Linked DNA regions of Homo sapiens: region 1 is linked to region 2. Evidence: chromatin loops called from intact Hi-C (ENCODE). Cell type or tissue: IMR-90. All regions are shown on one strand. Each heading gives the region's core, and the rest is flanking DNA. Links, peaks and the distances in the headings are about the cores only.

Region 1 (11,360 bases), core at 1,594-9,593, 490 kb after region 2:
CTTCTCCCAATTTCATGCTCTGCAGGGGTTGTCTTCCACAACTCCCAGAGCCAAGGAGACCTGGATGCCCTGTCTTCCTTCCTGCTATATTTTTCTCTGTAGTCCTTATCACCATCAGACAATATTTTGTTTATTCATTTTGTTTATTGTCTAACTTCCCCAACTACATTGCAAAAGCCATGAGAGCAGAGATATGCGTTGCTTGGTTCACTTGGTTCACTGTTAAATTTCCTGTGCCCACAAATATTTCTTAATGAATGAATGAATGAATGAAGTAGGAATTGCACCCAACTTCTTCCTGAACACATTGTGGTAGATTATTATAGTAATTATCCCAATGAATCATGTCTCCCGCTATGGGCCCCTCCACATTAAACCTGGGCTTGACCAAGTGACTTGCTTTAGCCAATGGAACATTAGAAAGAATGGCCCAAGAAGAATCTTGTACATTGGGGTTTCTCTTTTTCTTGCTGTTTTTGGCACATAGACACCATGTAAGAAAGTCCAAGACAGCTTGTGAGGGGAGGGAAATGTGGTCCAGCTGCCAGCCAGCACCGATCATCAGACACATGATTAGATCATTTAGACCTCCCAGCCCCAGCCAAGTCACAGGATGACTGCAGCCACAGATTCCATGCCAAATTAGTGATGTAAAAACAATGACTATTGCTTTAAGCTACTGAGTTTTGGATGCTTGTTATGCAGCAATAGATAGCTGTTACAGAGCAGGACATCTTTGTCCATTCCACCCTGTTGGCACACGATACTTCACAAAATGGATTCCCAAAGAGCATCTCTCTCTCCTTCTCAGCAGCATCCAAACTCAGGAGTCCAAAGAATTCAACAAAGCCCAAATTCCTCTTTGTATGTCCCCCAATCCCATAAGTCATTGTGGCATCTGATGCAAATTATTTCCCAGAAACCACACTCATGACCCAAGCTGACCTTCCAAAAATAACCAGGGTTGCTTGAGCACTTATTCTGCCTGTGCACAGGAACGAGAGAGAGATTTCTCTTGGACTCTCTCGGAAGTCCTTGGCCAGGGAATTCATAAGTCTTTTCCTAAAGGGAGTGAAAGAGGCAGGTGGGGGGACAGCTTCATAGCATGATCTATGTGTGCTCAGCCCTCTGTTCCCTGTGGCTTCTGAAGCCCCCACCCTGAGGGCACTGCTGGGTCGCTGAGACCTGTCATGCATTTATTTCTCCTTCCATCCCCCAGGTCCCTGCTGTTCCTTCCCACCAATCAGAGATCTGCCAGGCAGTCCTCACCAGGGAAATCATCCTCTAGCATCCTGACCCCATGGAATTAAAAACCTGGCCTGCTACATTAGCAAGGGTGAGTGCACAGGACCTGCAATGCTGCCTCAAACACCTGCAATCCCAGCTCTCCCAGCTCCAGGGAAGGTGTAATTGAGGTGTACAGGAGCAGATGTGCCCTCATTTTGCACATGCCACCGATCCCTGAGCCTTTGAAGCCAAGCACCCAGGGGCCCAACAGGGAGTGCCTTCCCCTTCCAAGACTATATTCACTTCCAAAGTGAGCCCCCAAGTTCAGTCTTCCATCACATATACTGAGTGGGAAATACCAGGATGTGGTGTGTGTCCAGGGTAGAGAAAACTTACTTCCCTTCCAAGTCCTCACCCAGCCCTTTTCCCAAAGAGCTCCCCAGCTCTGAGGGACAGCTCTGTACTCACCGAGGAGAATCTCAAGTTTTCTCCTGCCCTCAAGACCACCCAGGATGAATCCAGCCCTCTAGCACAGAGGTCACAACACAGAGGCACTAAGATGTGTTATCTCTGGCTGACCACATCTTACTGCCCAACTGCAGAAGGTGTGGCCAACAGATGGCTTCAACCTGTAGCTCCTTCAGAGTCAGCCTCAGCTGCAGAGAGCTGCCTCACCTGAAGCCACACCCTTCCCAGGGCAGCCCATGCCCAGTCATACGGTCTGAGGGATACAAATGCCCAGCTCTTCTGATGGGCACAGGTCATGTCCGAGAGATAGCAAGTACCTCTTGTACTGGGTTGGCCAATGCTCTGTCAGGCCTCCAATGCCATTTGACTCCTTCCTCTATTCCACCCTGCTTTCTCCCACTTCCTTTCACAGGAGTTGCTCCCTGATAAATATTTTGCACTCCAAACCATCTCAGCCTCGGCTTCTGGAAAATTTAACCTGTGACAGGGCCTGATCCAAGGAGTGAATTTATAACTGAATTGAAGGACATCACACAAAGAGTGGCTAGTCCAGTTGGGAAACTGAGACTGAAGGGCAGACTTTTCTGAGGTCGCTGAAACAGAAAAGGTCAGAGCCATGATCTCCTGACTCTGAGAACGGAGCTCTGCTGGGAAAACTTCTCTTGCAGACCTACCCCCTACCCAGGCTGTACTAGAGAATAAGGTATGGCAGATCGATTCCCTCAAAAGTGGAGCCTAAGACAAGGATTTGGGTGCAGGTGGCTTATTTGGGACATGATCCCAGTAAGCAGGTATGAAGGAGTAAAGAGAATGGCCCAGGAAGGAGAAGAAGCCAGTACATTGGGGTGTTGTTCCAGCTACTGCCATGGACAACTAGGGTTCAATTCTGCCAGACCTCTGAGAGGCATCCAGACCACCACCCAGAACTCTCCACCAGCAGAGCACTTATCCGCCTGGTTCTGCCCCTAGTGGTTGAGAGCTGCTTCAGGTGACACCCACCCACTTCTGGGTTCTGGTTGAGCATGGGCCAAGCTGGCTCCCACACTGTCAGAGAAGATCCCAGGACAAAAAGTGGAACATCATGGCCTGCACAGAGAAGCTGGCACTAGCCCATTATAATGAGGTGTAAGACACAGTAGTGAAAGAATTTACAAGATATGGAAGTAGTACAGAAGAGGATATGCTTAAATATGGTGGTGAGAAGTCAAAACATAATAGCTGCATGGAAGAAGCTAGCTCTGAGTAAGGTTTTGAAGGATGAAGAGTAGTTTTCTATATCAGTAAGGTAGAAGGCACAACATGGAGACAAGATTGCATAGTGCGTTTGGGGTGCTACAGGTGTTTTGTTATTTCTAGTGCATAAAGATCAAGGAGGAGGCCGGGCATGGTGGCTCATGCCTGTAATCCCAGCACTTTGGGAGGCTGAGACGGGTGGATCACCTAAGGTCAGCAGTTTGAGACCAGCCTGGCCAACATGGCGAAACCCCATCTCTACAAAACATACAAAAATTAGCTGGGCGTTGTGAAAGGTGCCTGTAATCCCACCTACTCGGGAGGCTGAGGCAGGGAGAATCGCTTGAACCTGGGAGGAGAGGTTGCAGTGAGCCGAGATCGCACCATTGCATTCCAGCCTGGGTGACAGAGCAAGACTCTGTCTCAAAAAAAGAAAAAAAAAAAAGGATCAAGGAGAAGAGGCACCAAAGACAGAATTGATGAGAAGGCAGCGAAGAAGCTCTAATACCATTCCAAAAATTTACGTTTTTGCCCAAAGGGTATTTTTTAAATTTTATTTTTAAGTTATTATATGGTAAAATTGACTTTTTTCCTTTATTGCACAGTTTTATGAATTTTAACACGTGTATAGGTTCATGTAAATCACCAATCTAATCAGGATACAGAACAGTTCCATACCCCCAAAAAAACTTCCTTTACAGTCACATCCTCCCCTAACACCCAACCCCTGGCAATCACTAATCCGTTTTCCATCACTATATTTTTGTCTTTCTGGTAATGCCATATAAATAGAATTATATAATATGTAACCTTATGAGATTGGCTTCTTTCATTCACCATAATATCTTCAAAATTCATCCATGTAGCTGCATGTACCAAAAGTTGGCCTTTTTATTGCTGTGTAGTATTCAATCGCATGGATCTTTAGCTATTCCTCTGTTGAAAGTCATTTTTGCTGTTTCCAGTTTGGGGCAATTATAAATAAAGCTGCTAAAAACATTTGTGTACAGGTCTTTGTATGAACATAATTTTTCATTTCTCTAGGGAAAACACCCAGGAGTGTGATCACTTGTTATAAATGTGTCATATGTTATACATGTGTTTACCTTTTCAAGAAACTGCCAGACTGTTTTCCAGAATGGCTGTACCGTTTTGCATTCTCATCAGCAATGTATGAGCATTCTAGTTGCTCTGTATACTCATCAGTACTTGAATGTATTTTTTATGTCAGCCATTCTAATATGTATGCAGTGGTTTGAAGCAGGGAGTGACATGATCAAATTGGAGAGAAAAATTTAAGGCAGGGAAGCTAGTTAGGAGAGTGATGCAGTCATGACGGCAAGAGACACTGGTGGCCTGGACAGGGTGATGGCTACGGAGATGAAGTGTAGGGGAGAAATACTCCAGAGAAGAATCAGTGGGACTGGGTTTGAGGAAAGAAGTCTAAGATGGCTGTCAGGTTTCTGGCTCATCAAGACCGCAAGGTCCCACGTGGAGCACAAGTTGGAATTCCACTGTTCAGAGCTGGGGTGAGTCAGCGGGGAGTGGAGCAGCCTCCCTCCCCTGACGGCTATGCGTTCCCACGTGAATGATTGCAACAAACAGCTTGACTCCATTTACAAAGAAAAATTTACATCCCCTCTGTGGGGGGAGACGTGTCTATCTATTGGCCAGCCTGTGTTTATAAACCTGCCAACAGCCCACAATCTGGGAGTGACCTTTGCTGGTTGTAAACACAAATGCAGATGTCCTGATCGTGAATCAGGCAGAGGCCCAAATGTGGAGCAGCCGAGGAAGGAGGCAGAAAACCCTACCAAATGTCTGAATGTATACTGCCTCCTGCCTGGGGGTAAAGGAACTCCTCATTTCTACATTATTGCTGAATTTCAGGAGTTGTTTTCAGTTGGTTCCAGTTGTTCTTAGAACCCTTGTTGAGATTATCAGTTTTGAAGCCCTGGATAAAATAAAATGTGAATACCAGGAAATAAGAACACCAATTAGAAGCTGTCACTTGATCATAATGTTGGAAGCTTACATTTAATATGAGCTTGGGTGGGCTGCATGCCAAGTCTCTGGCTACAGGGAAAAGGGAACTTTAGAAAGGATACTCCAACGCTTCCCCCTAAGAGAGGGACTCCAGGGTCTCCCAACCAGCCCAGTGCCAGGTCCCAAGCTAATGGAGCCTTTGCAGAACCGGCCTCCAACATGGGGAAGGAATTCCGCAAAGCTCACCAGAAAGTTCCCTTCCTCTCACCTCTATATCACCCACCTTTCTCTAAGAGCTCCAAATATTGTACTTTACTGCAGAATTTTCAGTATCCTTTTTATCCTTGCTTTTATCTGAACCTCAGAATAACTCGAATGTTATTATCCCACTTTTCCATTAAAGGAGCTGAGGTTTAAAGAGGATAAATGACTTTTCTAAGGCCATGCATCAGGTCAGTGGTAGAATTTAGATCCAAGCTTAGGTCTCAGATTCCACATCTAGAACAGCCTTCTAGCACGCTTCATCACTACTTTTTCTTGGGAATGTCAATTTGGATGACATCACAGCTTGTATAGAAGACTTCTGTTGGCTTGGCTGCTCTTGCCTCCACTTTCTGAGAACTGACCCCCTTCCTTCCCTCCTGAAAAATTATTAAACCTGCAGTCAGAAGACCTGAGTTCAAAACCCAACTCCACCCCTTGCTAGCTTAAATTAGTTACTATACTTCTGTGAATGCCATCTCTTGTTTTGTGTGCATGCAAATTTATGTGGTACAAGTGTAATTTTGTTATATGCATAGCTTGCATAGTGGTGAAGTCAAGGCTTTTAGAGTACCCATCACCCAAATAATGTACATTATGTTCATTAAGTAGCCTCTCGTTCCTCATTCCCCTCCCAACCTTCCAACTTCCCACCATTTCAAGTCTCTGTTGTCTATCATTCCACTCTATGTCCATGTATATACATTATTTAGCTCCCACTCACAAGTGGGAACATGCCATATTTGTCTTTCTGAGTTGTTTCACTTAAGATAACAGATTCCAGTTTCGTCTTTGTTGCTCCAAAAGACATTTTTTCATTTTTTATGGATGAATAGTATTCCATTTTGCTCATGTGTCACATTTTCTTTAACCAATCATCCACTGGTAGACACTTAGGTTGGTTCCATGACTGTGCTATTGTGATTAGTGCTGTGATAAACATACGGAGTGCGGGAATCTTTTTTGTATAACGATTTATTTTCCTTGGAGCAGATACCCAGTAGTGGGATTGCTGGGTCAAATGGTAGTTCTATTTTGAGTTCTTTGAAAATTACTGTTTTCCATAGAGGTTGTACTAATTTACATTCCCACCAACAGTATATAAGAGTTCCCTTTTCTTTACATCCTCACCAACATCTGTTATTTTTTGTCTTTTTAGTAATAGCTGTCGTCACTGGTGTAAGATGATATCTCATTGTGGTTTTAATTGCATTTCTCTGATGATTGGGGATGTTGAGCAATTTTTCCTATGCCTGTTGGCCATGTGTGTATGCCTTCTTTTGAAAAATGTCTATTCATGCCCTTTGCCCACTTTTTAATGGTATTATTTATTTTTGTTTTTGTTGAATTGTTTGAGTTCCTTATAAATTCTGAATATTAGTCACCTGTTGGATGCATAGCTTGCAGATATTTTCTCCCATTCTGTAGGTTGTCTATTCTCTATGCTAATTATTTATTTTGCAAAACTGAGGATAACAACAATGTCTTACAGGAGTGTCGTCCAGCAAAATTCTCGTAATAAAAAATAAGTGGGAAATAACAGTGGCAGACTTTTTGGACATTTATTCACAAGCATTTATTATAAACTCCTACTATGAATCAGTCCTGTGCTAGATGTAGAAACCAGGCCAAATTATTGTGTTTTCTGCCTTTGAGTTTGAAAAGGCAGAGACCAAAGTTTTCCTTACAAGTGCTGCTGGACTCTAGGAATGAAAGACCATTCCAGCAAAGGTAATTGGTTAAGGGTGTTAGCCACTAGAAGAGGAATTTCCACTTGGCAATTAAGTTTGCAAATATGATACAGTCTTATAGAGTGTATTTCTTCAAATTGATGTGTTCTTTTTCATGTAATAATCAATTAGTGGGTGTTTCAATTGCTTAATTAGCTCTGCATGTAAATTAATCTCTGCATATTGAAAATGCAAAACTTGTCTTGTAATGTTGGATTGCTTCTGAGGTAAATCAAATGACTGTAGCCTTGGCAAAGGTTCTTGGTTTCAAGAGTCACCAAAAGCCAGCAGATTCCTTTAGCCACGTGAGTATGGGGACTTAGGGAGGATTTAGTATATGACAGTCAGTCTAATTATATTTACCCATAGAAAAGACTCCATGTCATTTCTTATTTCTGCTCTCAGGCAAAACTGCCTGTTGAATGATTAAATTCTTTGAGCCATTCAGGTCTTATGCCCTGACATTAATGAGGAATGAAAGATATGTTTCTCATTTCCCAGGCAGACATGGGAGCTGGCAGGTGAAACCCATTCCCTGCTTCATCAAGGAGGCTGGGAGGGTAAAGGAAAGGTAAATTTATAACCAGTTCTGACTCTACCACCCAAGGGAAACTCCAACTTCTTCAAGAAGCCTCCTCTGACTATGGTCAGCCACAGTATCCTCTCCCTATCTCCAAGTCCCCCTAAGATGGTCATAACCTAGCTCTTACCTGTTACATCCTATGATATGGGTTCATGGCACTGACACCCATTTGGAATCACACAGGCCTGGGTTCAAATCCAGACTCTGCTCTCTACTAGCTGTGTAACTCGCCTCACTTGTAAAATGAAAGGAATAATATTCCACCTCCTCACTCAGCCCAAGTAAGGTCCAAATGAGAACAGCATTGTAAAGAAAAAATGGTATAAAAGTGTTGGTTATTTTGTGTTCCATGTTATTTTCTTGTACCCTTCAAAAGCAGGGGCTGAGTTGCTGCTTTTCCCCTCCTGAGTCCCCCCTCCCCATGCTTAGCCCAGGACTAGTTTATAGCACAGCCGAGTGCTCAGCAGAGCACAGGAAGACAGGACACTCAGCCTTGGCCAGCCTGCCTTGGAATTTTGTTGTGTGGCCCCTGAACTCCCTCTCAGTTTGGTTTCCTGTAGTTTATTTTGAGAAATTTGGGACAAATACAATCCTATCTCTGGAGCCTCAGATGCTTGAAGCTGCGTAGACAGGGCTGCTCACATTAATCAGATCCTACTTACTTGTATCATCACCCTTTACACATGGCCAATGAAAACCTTCCCAATATGACTCAGCCAGGAGAAAATCCACCTTTAGGTCAGAACTATCATATTGACCTCCTTTTAGGGCCCAGTCTCCAGAGGCATGGTCACAAAGGCCTCTAATGACTCTGGAGAGCCTCTAGGACCTCATTATGAAGCTGCAGTGACCAGTGATCCCAGATGGACATCCTCCAAGGCTAACTGCTGGAACTCTGTCCAAGCTGCCATGGATTAAAATTTGGGGGAGGAGTCTGACACCCCAGTGGGAAGGAGCACTCCCTAAGGAAGGGACCCCCTTCTGGCCCAGAACACTCAACACAACACTGAGCACATAGAAAGTGCTCAGTAAAAACTTACAAGAATGGGGTAGGGGTGGGGAGAATAAACACATAAAGCAAAAAGCAAACCCATGAATGTGTAAAAATAAAGGAATTAATGAGCAAATGAATGAATAAATATAAATAAAAGTGAATGAGAGAATGAAGAAAGGAATGGCTTTGAAAGATCAAAGCAAAGAATGAAGAACTCAGCCTTCCTGCTCCCACCTCTTTCTCTATACAAATCTTTCTTCTAAAATCGGACAGCTTTGGGAGCCATGCAAGAATGAGAGCATTTTTGGTTACATCTAGGAATCCTTCGCATCCTTAGGACCCAGGATGTGTTTTCAAGTCATTGAGAAATGCATTTTCCACTTCTTTGTCTGCTATCTGGGAACACAGAGTGTTTCTACAGACAAGCATTACCTGTGTCTAGAATCTTCATTCAGAAGCATGCAACCCTCATCTGCCTGCATCACGGGGCGAGCAGAACTTCCTCAAGGGACCGCAAGTTCCATAAACAAACACTCAGAGCTTCCATGAACACTTTGATGACTCAGAGTGGCATTTATTTGGGGCAGGTAACTGAGGGCTGAAGCTTTTCACATGAAGGGCAGGGAGAATAAACACCTTCCCTTCCTAATGCCAATTCCTCTTCCCTCATTTTTAGAATGGAGGTCTCCCTGTTTCTGTGTTCCCCATGCCTGGTGTTTATACCTAATTTCTTAAGAGACTGTGCTTAACACATGGTGAAGACTTGGTCCAACTTAGGTGAAGTGTTGGTGGAAGGATCCAGCCAGGACAGCACAAAGCAGCCCACCACATAGCGCTGCACAGCTAAACTCAGAGTTTTCTGGAGAAACCATAAACAATTAAAATTGTTTGCTTTAATCTCCCTATCTGTCCTGCTCAAGGACAGAATGCATAGCCTGGCCTCTGTTCTAGCTGCTAACTAATCAGTTTACCCCTCCCCAGTGACATAGACACAGACACACACACACATAAACCTGCCAAAAGCAAACAAGATTCACTATTCCCAGATTCTCTGCTGGTTTTCCCCCCTCTCTCCTCTCTCCCCTTTCTCTTATAAATCCTTTTTTTTTTTTTTTGGCTACAGTCCCCTATTTTCCCTCAGTAGGATGGGAAGGAAACATAGGATGTTTTGCCTGAGCCTGAGGGATGGTTCCTGGAATGCTAGATTTTCACAGGCCCAGGCAAACCAGGACAAGTTGGTCATCTTATCACTCACATGTGAGAAAATCTGTATGCAAAAAAACAGCTGTCTCTAAATCACTGCTTGAAACTATTTAACATATGATATACTTAAAACACTTGTGGAAACATAGTGAATGTTCAACAAATGTTAGTTACTGTTAGTATTTTTGTTGTTGTAATATTCTGGTTGTTCAAGTCCAATGTCACTCCCACCCCAGAGGTATTCCTTCCATCTTCCCCATGCACACAACTCAGCAAAGTGCCTCCCCAGATTGTTTGTGATAGGTCAAATTGCATCATTTTAATTCAACAAAATTCACTGGATCCCAACCCTGTCCCAAACACTGGGCTGGACAGATATTTAACAGTAAGCTGCAAATGGACTTGCTCTGTTGGCATAAGATTTACAGCAGCTGTCCCCAACCTTTTTGGCACCAGAGACCAGTTTCATGGAAGACAATTTTTCCAAGGACCAGGTGTAGCGGGGTGGTTATGGGATGAAACTGTTCCACCTCAGATCATCAGTCATTGGATTCTCATCAGGAGCACACAACCTAGATCCCTGGCATGTACAGTATGGGAAAACTTACACAATAGGGTTGTCATTCTTGAGAGTCTAATGCTGCCACTGATCTGACAGGATGTGGATCTCAGGCAGTAATCGGCCCGGGGGTTGAGGACCCTTGGTTTACAGTTTAGTATGGAAGACATTGAGTAGATAGACTCCCAAGTTAATATATAGTAATATATTGGAGTGAGGGCTAAGAAGGAGATACATAGGGTGCTAATGTGAAAGCCTAACAGGGTAGACCTCATTTGGTTGGAAAGTCAGACAAGGCCTTGCTGAGGAAGTTGCATCTAAACTAAGACTAAAAGAGTAGTGAGAGGTAGGTAAGTGATGAAAGGTAAGTGATTCACTTTGCAAGATAAAAGCAGCCCTGCAAATTTTGACTGTTCCTCAAGTGTTTCAAAGTAATGAGCCAGAAAGTCTAGTTATTTAAGCAAAGCCAATGGTGAAAGCTGTAAAGTTGAAGAATTTCATGTAGCATAAATGATGATCCCATATTCAGCTGTTGTGCAAAGGTTATCCTACACTCACATGCCACAATTTGAACACCAGCAATTCATAAAAATCTAGTTTTAGGGCCAGGCACAGTAGCTTACACCTGTGATTCCAACACTTTGGGGGGCCGAGGCCAGAGAATAGCTTGAGACTAGGAGTTTGAGGCCAGCCTAGGCAACATAGTGAGACTCCTGTCTCTAAAAAACATTTAAAAATTATCTGGGCATAGTGGTGCACACCTGCAGTCCCAGCTACTCAGGGGGCTGAGGTGGGAGGATCACTTGAGCCCAAGAGTTTGAGGCTGCAGTGAGCTATGATTGTGCCACTTCACTCTACCTTGGGTGACACAGCAAGACCCTGTCTCTGAAAAGAAAATCTAGTTTTGTACAAGTGCTGGATTCTGAAGGGGGTGGTCTTGACTTTAGAAAGTATTCTCCGCCTTTCTTGGAGGCATCCTGTGGACCATAGAGCCATGTGGGGTAGAGGAAAGGGTTTGAAAATCAGGGGCAGAGGCTCTGGGGTCAAGATCTCATTTTGCTCCCTCCTAACAATGTGCCCTCGTGCTGATCATTTATTGCCCTCTGGGCTTCACCT
Region 2 (11,360 bases), core at 1,428-9,427:
AGGGCTGGGCAGGGTGGGGCTGCAGAGGAAGGGAGGGGGTGCTGTCAGCATTTGGGGACCACTGTGCAGGCAGAGGCTGAGCCTGATGAGACGTCAGGAAGGTGGCAAGAAGGGAGGGAGTTGGCCATAGGTCCTGGGTGGAGTCTCGGGTTGAGTTCAGGGTTGGAAGAGAGGACAGAGCCCTCTTCATCTTAGGGCGGTGCGGTCCAAAGGTTAAGGGTGTGCTAGAACCAGGCTGCCAGAGTGCACCATACGGCTCTGCCTCTTACTTCCTGTATGACCATGGACACAATTTTTAACCTCTCTTCCTCAGTTTCCTTACCTGCAACATTTGGGTTAATAATAACACCTAGCTCCCAGGTGGTGGTGAGGATTAATCCACATAAAGTTTTCAACACAGTAAGCATGTGGGAAATAGTAAAGACGCTATTAGCTTGCAAAGCAGAGAGGCACTTCTGCCCAGGAAGGAAAGGAAGGGCCATAAGCCTGAGCTGTGATTTTGGCTCCAATGTCCCAGGGGCTCCTTCCAGATGAAGGAAGGTGGGGACTGAGAGCCATGAGACCTTGAGGCAGGGAGGGCTGGGGGTCCTGAAAGGCAGGTGGGAGCTGCCCCCATGTTGCATTCCAGGCAGAGCTGCAGGGAGCAGCTCAGGCTCTGCGTCTCCATGGAGGACCCTGGGCTGGCACCCCTGGAGCTGTGCGGGTTGGGTAGCTGGCTGCCCCTTTCCCACTCTGTCCTGCCTTCTAACCCAGTTCCCTGGTTCCTGATTCTGATTAAGTGCCACCCTACATGATTGGGAATAGCTGTGACTTCAGTGTCATGAATGCTGCCCCCCCGCCACCCCCCTCCAATTCCCCATGGTCCAACAGGAAAAGTTTATACAAGGCTTGTGGGCCTGTGGCCAGCTGGGTCTGAACTCCTCCAAGTCTCTCTTTGCTGGGGCTGGCTGGGCCATTGGGCAGGCACTGGGGTTGCAAGCCGCAGCCACTGGCCCTGACTCACTTGGACCAAACACATTTGTTGGAAGGAGCTGGAGTAGCTCTCAGAGCAGCAGGAAAGTGTGGAAATCTGGGTCTTGGGAAGCCCGAGCTGGGGGCAGAGCCATGTGTCATCTGCCTCCACTGGCTGTGGCATCTGTGTGTCCCTCTGCTCGAATTTTGGTGGGGACATAGCTGACCAGCTTGGTTGCTGGTCACAGGACAATCCTCTGTCAGGGGAGGGCAGGACCCTTGACAAGGGACTCAGAATGTATCCCATGAGGAGGGATGGTTCCCCAAATCAGGATTGGGGTGCTAGCATCAGAAGAGGAAAGTCGATACTGAGGCATCCCCTCAACTAAGCTAGGTCCAGGTTTCTGGGAGGGGCACATTGTGGGGCCCGGAGCCCCAGGAAGATGCCCTCCCTCTGCCTTTACATCTGTCCAGGCCCTTCTTTAAGGGGCTGGGTCACAGCAGGGCAATGGTCAGCAGGTACGTGTCCTTTCTTGTCCTTCCTACATCTACCACCAAGGGCCTGAGTATCTGGGCCATTTTCCACATTCTGAGGAATGTTGAAGGTGGGCGGACACAGTATCCTGCAATCAGAAGACGAGGAGGGACACCACCGCTCTCACTGCTGTGTGACCTTGGCACGCCCTCTGAAGTCTCTGAACTCTTGTCTCCTCACTGGGGATAAGGAGACTGTGTAGACAGGGAGTGCTTTGAAAAGTGTGAAGTGTGTGGGTTTGGGGACACCTTAGCAGGGAGTTGCTCATGTCAGCCCCACTCCCCACAGTGTCCTCCCTCTCCTTCCTTCCCAGCCCTTCACCCTGGGGGCAGGACCCTCTCCCTGCATTCCTGCTGAGGAGGCTGCTCTGGGAGCTGCCCCAGCACCTTGTCACTTCCTCGCCCAGCGAGGAGACCTGGCTGAGAAGGCAGCAGAACTGGCGGCATGCAGGGTGCCTGCAGGCAGAGGCCAGGTGGCCATGGGTGAGGGTGTGGGGTCATCTGGGGAATGGCTAATGTGATGACGGCTGTGGAGGGCAGGCAGGTCCTCGGCACCTTGGACAAGCTGGTCCCCACAGTCTTGGTGCTGCACAGAGGACATTCAGGGCACGTTCCCTATAGAAGAGTCTGAGGGATGGATCTCTCAGCCAGAATTGCTGGAAATAAATACACATCCTGGGCTCAGAGACCATCACTGATTTGGTGGAGAGCTGTTGGTTTTAAAGATTGGTCACTCACCGGATCATACAAATAAGTACCTCGTCTTAATCACTTTGGGCTGCTGCAACAAAAATGCCACAGGCAAGGTGGCTTACACAACATATTTCTCACAGCTCTGAAGGCTGGAAGTCTGAGATCAGTGTTCCAGTGTGGTCGGTTCTGGTAAGGGCTGTCTTCCTGGGGTGCAGACGGCCATCTTCTCCCTGTGTCCTCACCTGGCAGAGAGAGGATGAATGCTCTCTGGGTCTGTTTTTTTTTTTTTGAGATGAAGTCTTGCTCTGTCGCCCAGGCTGGAATGCAGTGGCGTGATCTCGGCTCACTGCAACCTTTTCCTCCTGGGTTCAAGTGATTCTCCTGCCTCAGCCTCCTGAGTAGTGGCACTACAGGTGCACGTGACCACGACCAGTTAATTTTTGTATTTTTAGTAGAGACAGGGTTTCACCATGTTGGCAAGGATGGTCTCGATCTCCTGACTTTGTGATCCACCTGCCTTAGCCTCCCAAAGTGCTAGGATTACAAGTATGAGCCACCGCGCCCAGCCTCTTTGTCTCTTTTTATAAGGACACTAATCCCACTCACAAGGGCTCCACACTCATGACCTCATCCCCTCCCACAGGCCCCACTTCCTAATCGCATTATGGGGTTAGGATTTCAACATGGATTTTTGGGAGGACAAACATTCAGTCTGTGACATGACTCTACACTTTACATAACGTGTTCATGCCTGCTTTCTTATTTGGCTTTATCTGCATTTCACAGGTGAGAAACTTAAAGCCACCAAGGCCAGGAGGCTTGCCCAAGTGCACATGGCAGTGACTTACTCTTGGTAAAAGTTTCTGTCTTCACTTAAGGGTGAGGTGATCCAGAGCTGGCCCTCAGCTATACTGGACACTATGTGGCCTATGAAAGACCAGCTGGGAAGGGGAGGGAAGTCTTTATGTTGGGCTTCCAGAAATCCACCCAGGGAGGACTTGTGTGAAAGTGATTCACTGGGAAGTGTTCCAGGAAAGACCAGCAGGGACTAGAGAATTATCTACGTGAGAGACAGGCCTTGCTCTGTGGAAACGGAAGCCACGGTGGCTGCTGTTACGGGGCATATGGCCTTGTGTCCTGCTGAGACCCAAGACTCAAACAGAAGAGAGCAGATCGGTGGGCCAGGGCTGGCCCAAGCCCCCTTTATCCTGGGCTCCACTGTCCTCAGTTCATGGCTTCTTCCTATGTGGCGGTATGTGCACTGGCCATCATGCCTGCTTTCCCAGACAGCAGGAATGAGGGAGGGAGAGGAAAGGGGGCACTGCTCTTTATAAGGACACTTCTCTGAAGCTGTACATGATGCTTTGACTCTGGGTTTTTGGCCAGATCTAAGGTCGCAGGCAGCCACAGCCAGCAAAGGAAGCAAGGAAATGAGGGCTTTGTTCCCAGCAGCCTGTGTCTAGCTAGAAAATGTGGATTCTGTTAGTGAAGGAGGAAAAGAGAAGGATGAAGGGGCACAAGTTGCAGCCATTGTCACAGCCAGAGAATGCAAAAATTGGACTTGGCCAAGTTTGATTTCCCCATTTGCCCAGCAGCCCCACATCTGCCCAGAACTTTCTCTGTGGGGTCGATGTGGAGCCTATCTTCTAAAGGGGTGGGCGCAGCTGGACTCTAGGAGTTCTGGGTCCAGTGAGGCCCTATCCTGTGGAGTCAGTCTCCCCTCTAGGAGCAGCAAAGGTTGGTGGTGTAGACAGAGCTCCCTGGAAGCTTCTTGGGGGTGGGCAGCAGGGGGAGCTGTACTGGACTAAGCCCTCAGCTGGGAGCTTGGCTTTTGAATTCCTGGTTCACCTCTGGTTTGCCAGATGGCCTTGGGCAGGCCTCTTAACTTCTCACATTCCTCAGGCTCAGCCCCATCCTCTGTAAAATGAAGACGATATGGGGAATTCAAGGCCGGACATGGGCGAGACAGGAAGCTCCCAACTCATGCATAAAATTCAAGAGGGTACCAAAAAAAACCTCAGTAATGGAGATAAATAATCAAGATGAAGAAATCATGCAGCATTTTTTATTGTGGTAAAGTACACATAACATAAAATTAGCCATTGTAACCATTTTAAAGTGAACAGCTGAGTGGCAGTAAGTGCATTTCCATTCTGCAGCCATCACTACCACCCATCTTCCCAGCTCTTTCTCTCCCCCATTAAACAAAAACTCCGCATTCCCCCTCCTCCCCAGCAACCACCATTCTACTTTCTGTTGCTATGAATTTTACGACTTTAGGTATCTCATAGCAGTGGAATCATACAGGATTTGTCCAGCAGTGTTGTAGCCTGAGTCAGGACGTCCTTCCTTTTGAAGCTGCTTATTATTCCATTGTGTGGATAGACCACATTTTGTTGATCCTTTCATCTGATCATGGGCACTTAGGTTGCTGACACCTCTCGGCTATTGTGAATAACACTGCCAGGAACATAGGTGAACGTGTACCTGTTTGAGTACTCACTTTCATTGATGTAATATTTTGTAAAAAATCAAAATTTATGCAAAAAATCCACAATGAATAAAATATCATTTTTTTTAAAAAAGGGTATTGCTTTGTCACCCAGGCTACAGTGCAGTGGCACAAATGTGGCTCACTGTAGCCTCAACCTCCCAGGTTCAAGTGATTCTCCCGCCTCAGCCTCCCAAGTAGCTGGGACTACAAGTGTGTGCCACCACACCCAGCTAATTTTTGTATTTTTTTTTTTTTTGTAGAAATGTGATTTCATTATGTTGCTCAGGAAGGTCGTCTTGAACCCCTGGGCTCAAGTGATCTGCTGGCCTCAGCCTCGCAAAATGCTGGCATTACAGACGTAAGCCACTGTGCCTGGCCTCAAAATTTTAAATAAAGACAACATCAGTAACCGTGGTCACTGTACTGAGCCATATCAGAGCACAGGCAGTGGAAGATGGGCAGTGCTTGCTGTGCATGATCCTGTCATTACTCCCCTTTTGAGGCTGAGCCTGAGGTGGGCCATCTTCTCCTTACCCTCAGCCTGGCCCTCCCTCCAGAGATTGAAGTGAGCCTGCGCTGAGTATGCCAGGCCTGGGAGCCTCATCTTCCCCAGCCTCACTGGGCCGATTTAGAAACTAGGGCCACAGAGGAGGTTCAAGGTTGCACAGTGAAGCTGGGGTTCCCTCTCCCCTTGGATAGATCCATCTTCATTAGCCCATCAGATAACAGCACCTCCCAGGCAGCTGAACTGTGGAGACAGCCACTGTGTCTTCCTTCCCTTTGAGTTGCTTTGCCAAGTGACAAAGCAAGAGATGTGTGTCCCCACTCAGAGTTGGTTTGCAGAGATTGGTTTGGGGCCATTCTAATGAGACAGGTGATGATGCTCTCGTCAGTTACCCCTTAGGTGGCCTGGGGCTGTGTGCAGGGGCTCAAGTGTGGGGACACCTGCCTGTGAGCCTGAGCTCCAACCAGGAGGAAGATGCCTGCTTCTGAGCTCACAGCCCCAAAGAGTTGAAAACCAATTCAGTCCCCCAAAGAGAACTGCCTCCTTTAGTCATTGAACACTTGGTGCACTCCTACTGCGTGCCAGGCACTGAGTGGGGCGGGCAATGAGGGTTGATAAGGAGAGGAGTTGGCCGTGGTCCTGACTTTAAGAAGCGCGTGGCTCAATAAAAGTTTTGCCCATTCGTCAGGAATTGAGATGTCTGGGGAAATGTATACGGAGGGCAAACCAGGGGGTGGTGAGAAGCCAGCTTGGCTCATCCTTGGCTGGGGATGTGTGTGTGTGATATGTGAGTGGAGTGGGTGATAGGTGTTTGTGTAATGCATGTATATTAGTTTGTGCGCACATGTATGAGTGTGTTTGCATGTGTGAATGTGTGTGTGAGAATGTGCATGTGTCTGTGTGCGAGTGTGATTGTGTGTTCACATATGCCAGAATGTGCATGTGTGTGTGAGTGTAAATGTGTGTGGGCATGTGTATGAGTGTGAGTGTGCGCGTGCACGTGTGTGTGTCTGTGTGTGTGTAAACGTGCATGTGTGCATTGTGTGTGTGTGTGCGCCTGTGTGCATGTATGAGTATGCGCATTTGTGCTCTTGCATGTGTGCTTGTGTGTATGAGTGTGTGCGTTGGGAGGGGGGTGGGGTGCTGGCTGTGGAAGGGCCACCCTTGCCTTGGGCTACCCTAGAGGAGACACCGGCTCCGAGGCACGGACCTTGCCTGCTATCTTGAGACCGACCAGCAGATGGCGGAATTGCAACGGGAAAGTCCGGGACCTCTGGTGCTGGGGAGTCGGAGGAGGGAAGGAATGAGAGGGAGGAGGGAGAGCATCTGAATCTGTTGGAGCTGCCGTGACAAAATACCATAGACTTGGGGGCTTAAGCAACAGAAATTTATTTATCACAATTCTGGAGGCTAGGAGTCAAGATCAAGGTGCCGGTGAAGCAAGGCTTCCGTCTGAGTCCCCTTCTCTGGCGTGTGGGCGGCTGCTGCCTCGCTGTGGTCGTCCCTCCATGGGGAGGGACCCCTTTTCCTCTTCTCATAAGGACCCCAGTCCCATCGGTTCAGGGCCCCATCTTTACAACCTCATTTAACCTCAGTTACCTCCTAAAGACCCTGTCTCCAAACACAGTCACATTGGGGGTTAGGAATGCATTTGCAGGGAATTCAAACATTCAGTCAATAGCATGGAGAGAGGAGAAAGAGACAGGGAGAGAGAGGGAGAGGGGAAGGAGAGGGAAGAGAAGATGGGGCAGACCCCGTGGCACTGGTGCAGGTCCGGACGGCTGGTGTGGGCAGCCTGGCCGTGACTCCATTGCGACGCTGAGAAGCTCCTTTTCACTTTGGGTAGCTCATCCTCACCTCTAAAGGAGGTGAGGGCCCACCTGCACCTTTTGAAGTAGCAACAAACTTGCAGACAGCAGCTCTCCAGTGCCTCCCTGCTTTTACACTGAGTGACGCAGCAGCCCGGGAGGGGCACTGCCACTGTCTCCACCTGCAGACAAGGTCAGGGAAGTGAACTGGCTGCCCACAGCCCCACAGCTTCGTGTGGTCTAAGCAGTAGGGAGGGAGCTCTGAGGGGGTGGAAGATACAATACAGACCTGAAGGAAACTCAGAACTCCTTGGCACAGCCCATGTTGACAAGCTGGGCCCCCACTGGGGGTCCTTCCTGAAGCCTCCCCAAAACCTCTGAGAAAGGGCCGGCTTGATGGGTGTCCCTTGCAGTGAGCACAGGTCCTGGAAGCTGGCCCGGAGACGGAGCGTGCAAGAAAGCACTCCCTGGACACACGGTTACCCGACAAAGTTGCCTGAGTTGGGGGCCTCTGTCCAGCCTGGGCGTGCTGGATGGAGAAGCCCATCCAGCTCTTGGCTCTCACTGTCGGGTGTGCAGGGCCGAATGCAGGGAGGAGAATCTACTCCTCCTCTCTCAGAGACCCACGAGGGACGCCTAAATCTAATAAGTTAATCTAGACTCCTAGAAACAAGATTAAATTTTCAAATAAAGGCAGGCTCTGACAGCTAAGGCATAAATCTTTTATTTAAAATAGAGACTAAACCCATTCAAATGCGATCAGCGATGACAGATGCAGATAGAAACAAGCTCTGATGGGATGGTTGAGGTGTGGGTTTGTCTGCTCCTGGTGACAGATCGCCAAGGGTGACCTTAAGGACAGTGTATAATTGTCAGCAAACAGTGGTGCCTCTGCATCCATTTCCATGTGGCTTGCTGGCCCAAGGTGGTGCCAGGGGCAAGGATGTCCTGAGGAAAGTGCCCATGCAGGTGGAAAGGAGCTGCCTTGGATGTCTTGGTCCCACTCCTGCCAGGTCAGCTGCCACAAGAGGGCAGGGGAGAGGGGCTCGCCACGTTTGGAGGTGCCTGGAGCACCAGCAAAGGAGCTGGAGATGTGGGGAGCTGTCAGGAACAGGTCGGATGTGGTTAAGGCAATAGGAGCCACGTGGCAGCATTTCCTGGAGCCTCCAGGGCAGAGGGTAAACTCTGCCTGGACCAAACCCAGCTGGGCCATCTACTGCCTTGGCTCTTTATGGTGGACGCTTCCAAGTGCCAGACATTGTGTTCCCTGCATGATCTCATTCAATCCTCACATCAAGCCCTTTTTACAGATGGCGGGCTGGGGCTCAGAAGGGTTAAGTGCCATGCCCAGAGGTGCATAGCCAGTTAGCGACAGAGCTGAGACGCAGCACCAGGCTGCTGGTTCCAGTGTGCACGCTCCTCCCTCTGACACTCTAGGGCTCCCAGGCACCAAGAGACACCAGCAGCTGCATTTGTTCTAACTCAGGCTGAGCGATTTCTCCTAAATATCGCCCCCTTTTGGAAGTGTTCAGATGCTTGCTGCCAGAATGCTTCACAAGGGCACAAACTCGAAGACACCACCATGAACATACATCCCGTGAGGACGAGGGTTCCCCAAAGGATAGTCTATGAATCTGCATTCAGGAAACATGTAATAACAAATGAAACTCCCACAGAAACAATGCTTTTATTAGGTAAATCTGGGAAACTTTGCCTACTCTAGCCCCTTCTGAGAAGTCCTGCAGAAAAAAGAATCCCATCAAACCTTATTTAGTCCAGCATTTCCCCAACTAATTTGAACATGAATATGTTTTGTTTCCCTTGCTGGGCATCATATCATGTCAACCTGTATTCCAAGGAGCACACTTGGGAAAACATTGATATGAGACTTTCATCTCAAGTTGGTCTGTAGCTTCCTGCTTCTCCAGAATGTGTATTTTGGTACATGACATTTCACCTTAAAACCTTGAAGCTATTTACAGATGCCCATAGGAGTCAAAATTGATGTTGGTCGTTTTCAGTCTCTTTAGAATAAAGTCTCCCTGAGTAATTTGATGAAAGTTGTAGATTTTTTCCTGTGGGGAAAGGAGAGGCACTCACATTCATATACACAGACTGATGAATTCAGATTCAGGGGTTCCTCGGTTACCCTGAGGTCATGAACCCCTGTTTTAAGTCACTGTCAGCTAATATCCTTGGCGTCATTGGCAGCCAAGCACTGGGCCCTGCTGGGGTGAGCCTGTGGGAGCAGGGCCACTGAGAGGGTCTGAGTAAACGGGTCAAATCCACTCCTAGCCTTCTGACAAAGGAAAGCAGGAGATTCATGCCAATCACACATGTTCAGTGGACTGGCACCTTCCAGCTGCCCACGGTGTGGGCCAGGGTGCTTTGAGCAGGTTAGTGAGCAGAGACCCCCCCTGAAGGTCTGAAAGACTATCCCACACCTTGTGGGGACCTCAGGGCTCCCATGCCTCTCTGAGCCCCCCACAGTCTAGTGCCTAAGAATTCTGCTGCTGATGCTGGTCCAGCACCCATTCCCTGCCCCCTTTCTTCTAGGAAAGGCACCCCAGCTGTCCTTGGGGCACCACCATGCCCCAGACCTAGCTTGTGTAGATTGTATGGACTGGACCTCATATCAGACTCATGGGTGGGCTCGTGAATCAGGCTTGGATAATCAGAGAATACCACGTTTTTGGTCACAGTGGTTGGTTCAGGGATAAGAATGGGACCAAGCCAAGACAATTAGTGCCAAAAAATACCTTGTGGGATTTTACTGAGAAAGAGAAGTTCTCCTGGGGCTGTTGATAAAAAGATGTATCTGGAGCTTCTGGTGGCCACTTTGACCCATGAAGGGAGCCACCTGGGATGGTCAGAGATGGGAGGAGAGGGTGGGTATCCCAATGAGACTGTTGGAGTCTGCATCCAGCTGTGCCTGACAGTGTATCTAGATCCTGGTGCACTTATAGGAATCAATACATTTCCTTTCTTGCTTAAGACCGTGTGAGCTAGACTTCTGTCACTTGCAGCTGAAACAATCCTAATGCCCCTGTGTCAAAAACACATTCCCAGGCCTGTGAAGGTAGCTGAATTAGAATCTCCAGTAATATGACATATACCTGTATCTGTATCTTTCTGGGGAATCTCATGATCTAACAGCTCTTGCTTGAAAAAAATTTCCTCTGACGTTCTACCATGGAGTGTGCAAGAAGCCCAGTTGGGAAATCCAAGATTATCCACATGTAAAGATGGCTCAGGCTGAATGCTTCGGCAAGTCTAGGAGTCAAGGTATTTTACATGATTTGTCTTTAATCTATTCCTGCTCTTAAACTCTCAGATGGGAATCACACTTTCTGATTGTGGCAATTTCTCAGCTTTGGAGAGGAGGGAGACAGAGTTCTGTGGTTCTGTGTTCAGTAAGACCCATTTCCTCATCTTTCTGCACTCCCAGTCCTCCACGTATGAGCCAAAGTGATGTGTGCCAATTTCAGGCTTGGCTCATACAAATCTCCCTGGGTTTATTTATTCATGATTTTTTCCTCTGTCTTGACACAGATAAATACAGTGACCTTAGAAGCCACTTCAGAGGTGGCAGAGCAACAAGGAGCAAGGGGCCTGGGCACCAGAGTGTGCCTCAAGACAAGTGCCAGTCAGGCCTTTTGACAGGCAGCAATCCCTGTCTGGGGCTTTACACAAGTCAGAAAAAATGTCTATTGTGTTAAACCGCTGATTTTGGGGTTTGTCTGTGATAGTCGTCTCCTTAACAGTGAATTTTTATAAATTCCAGATAACTTTCCCACCTATTGATTCATCTGAGCCTTTTATGAACTCTGGGTGGCAGTCTGGGAGTGGCACTTTACAGATGACAGTGCTTGTCCTGTTTACGTCCTTGGTGGGAGGCTAGAAAATGGTTCTAAACAGAACGCAATTTGATACACATGTAAAGAGATGTCCATGATGTGTCCTTCCTTAGCTCTGACTTCCCTCTCATCATTCAGGCACTTTGGTGGATACATATCTTCCCTGGGACTTAGCACCCATCTTACCACCCTCTGCCTCCATCCCACCTACAGGGAAGACTGAGGGCTCTGCCTCTGTCCGCGGTGCTGAAATGGGTGATAGTTACAGAGCAGAGTAGCTGAATGGGCCAGGACTTAAACACTAGACAGAACTGGGCTTTCCGTCTAAATATGTGTTCCCTTGGGTGGTCTTTCTACCTCTCCAAATATTAATTTTTTGGTCTGTAGAAAGGGAATATTATATCTTCTTCATGGGACTGTTCTGAACATCAAATAATGTGGAGAAACTATTGATGTAGTTGTGTTCTTTTCCATCCTCTGTCCTCCTTTTTAATACTGAACCTCGTCTTCTACCAAAA

The links. Peaks named below come from ENCODE experiments on the same cell type or tissue, not always from the same donor. Only the 100,000 strongest peaks of a DNase experiment are listed, where the experiment ranks them.
Region 1: a loop joins it to region 2, with 24 times the contacts of the local background. A loop is called at or near these places in 3 of 110 quality-filtered maps.

The regions. Positions count from the first base shown.
Region 1 is chr16:48,855,556-48,866,915 of GRCh38, reverse strand. No RefSeq gene overlaps it. Among named protein-coding and RNA genes, the nearest start is that of N4BP1, 250 kb to the right of the region's middle. In IMR-90, for the core only: a CTCF peak has its summit at 4,760; a DNase peak (open chromatin) is centred at 4,625.
Region 2 is chr16:49,345,740-49,357,099 of GRCh38, reverse strand. It overlaps LOC124903689 (a long non-coding RNA gene), which reads right to left. Exons shown (of 2, transcript XR_007065068.1): 2 at 6,543-11,360. Among named protein-coding and RNA genes, the nearest start is that of C16orf78, 22 kb to the left of the region's middle. RefSeq lists enhancers at 1-282, 1,399-1,916, 1,917-2,435 and silencers at 10,995-11,195, 10,968-11,262. In IMR-90, for the core only: CTCF peaks have their summits at 3,956 (motif pointing right) and 6,420 (motif pointing right); no DNase peak of the experiment used is centred there.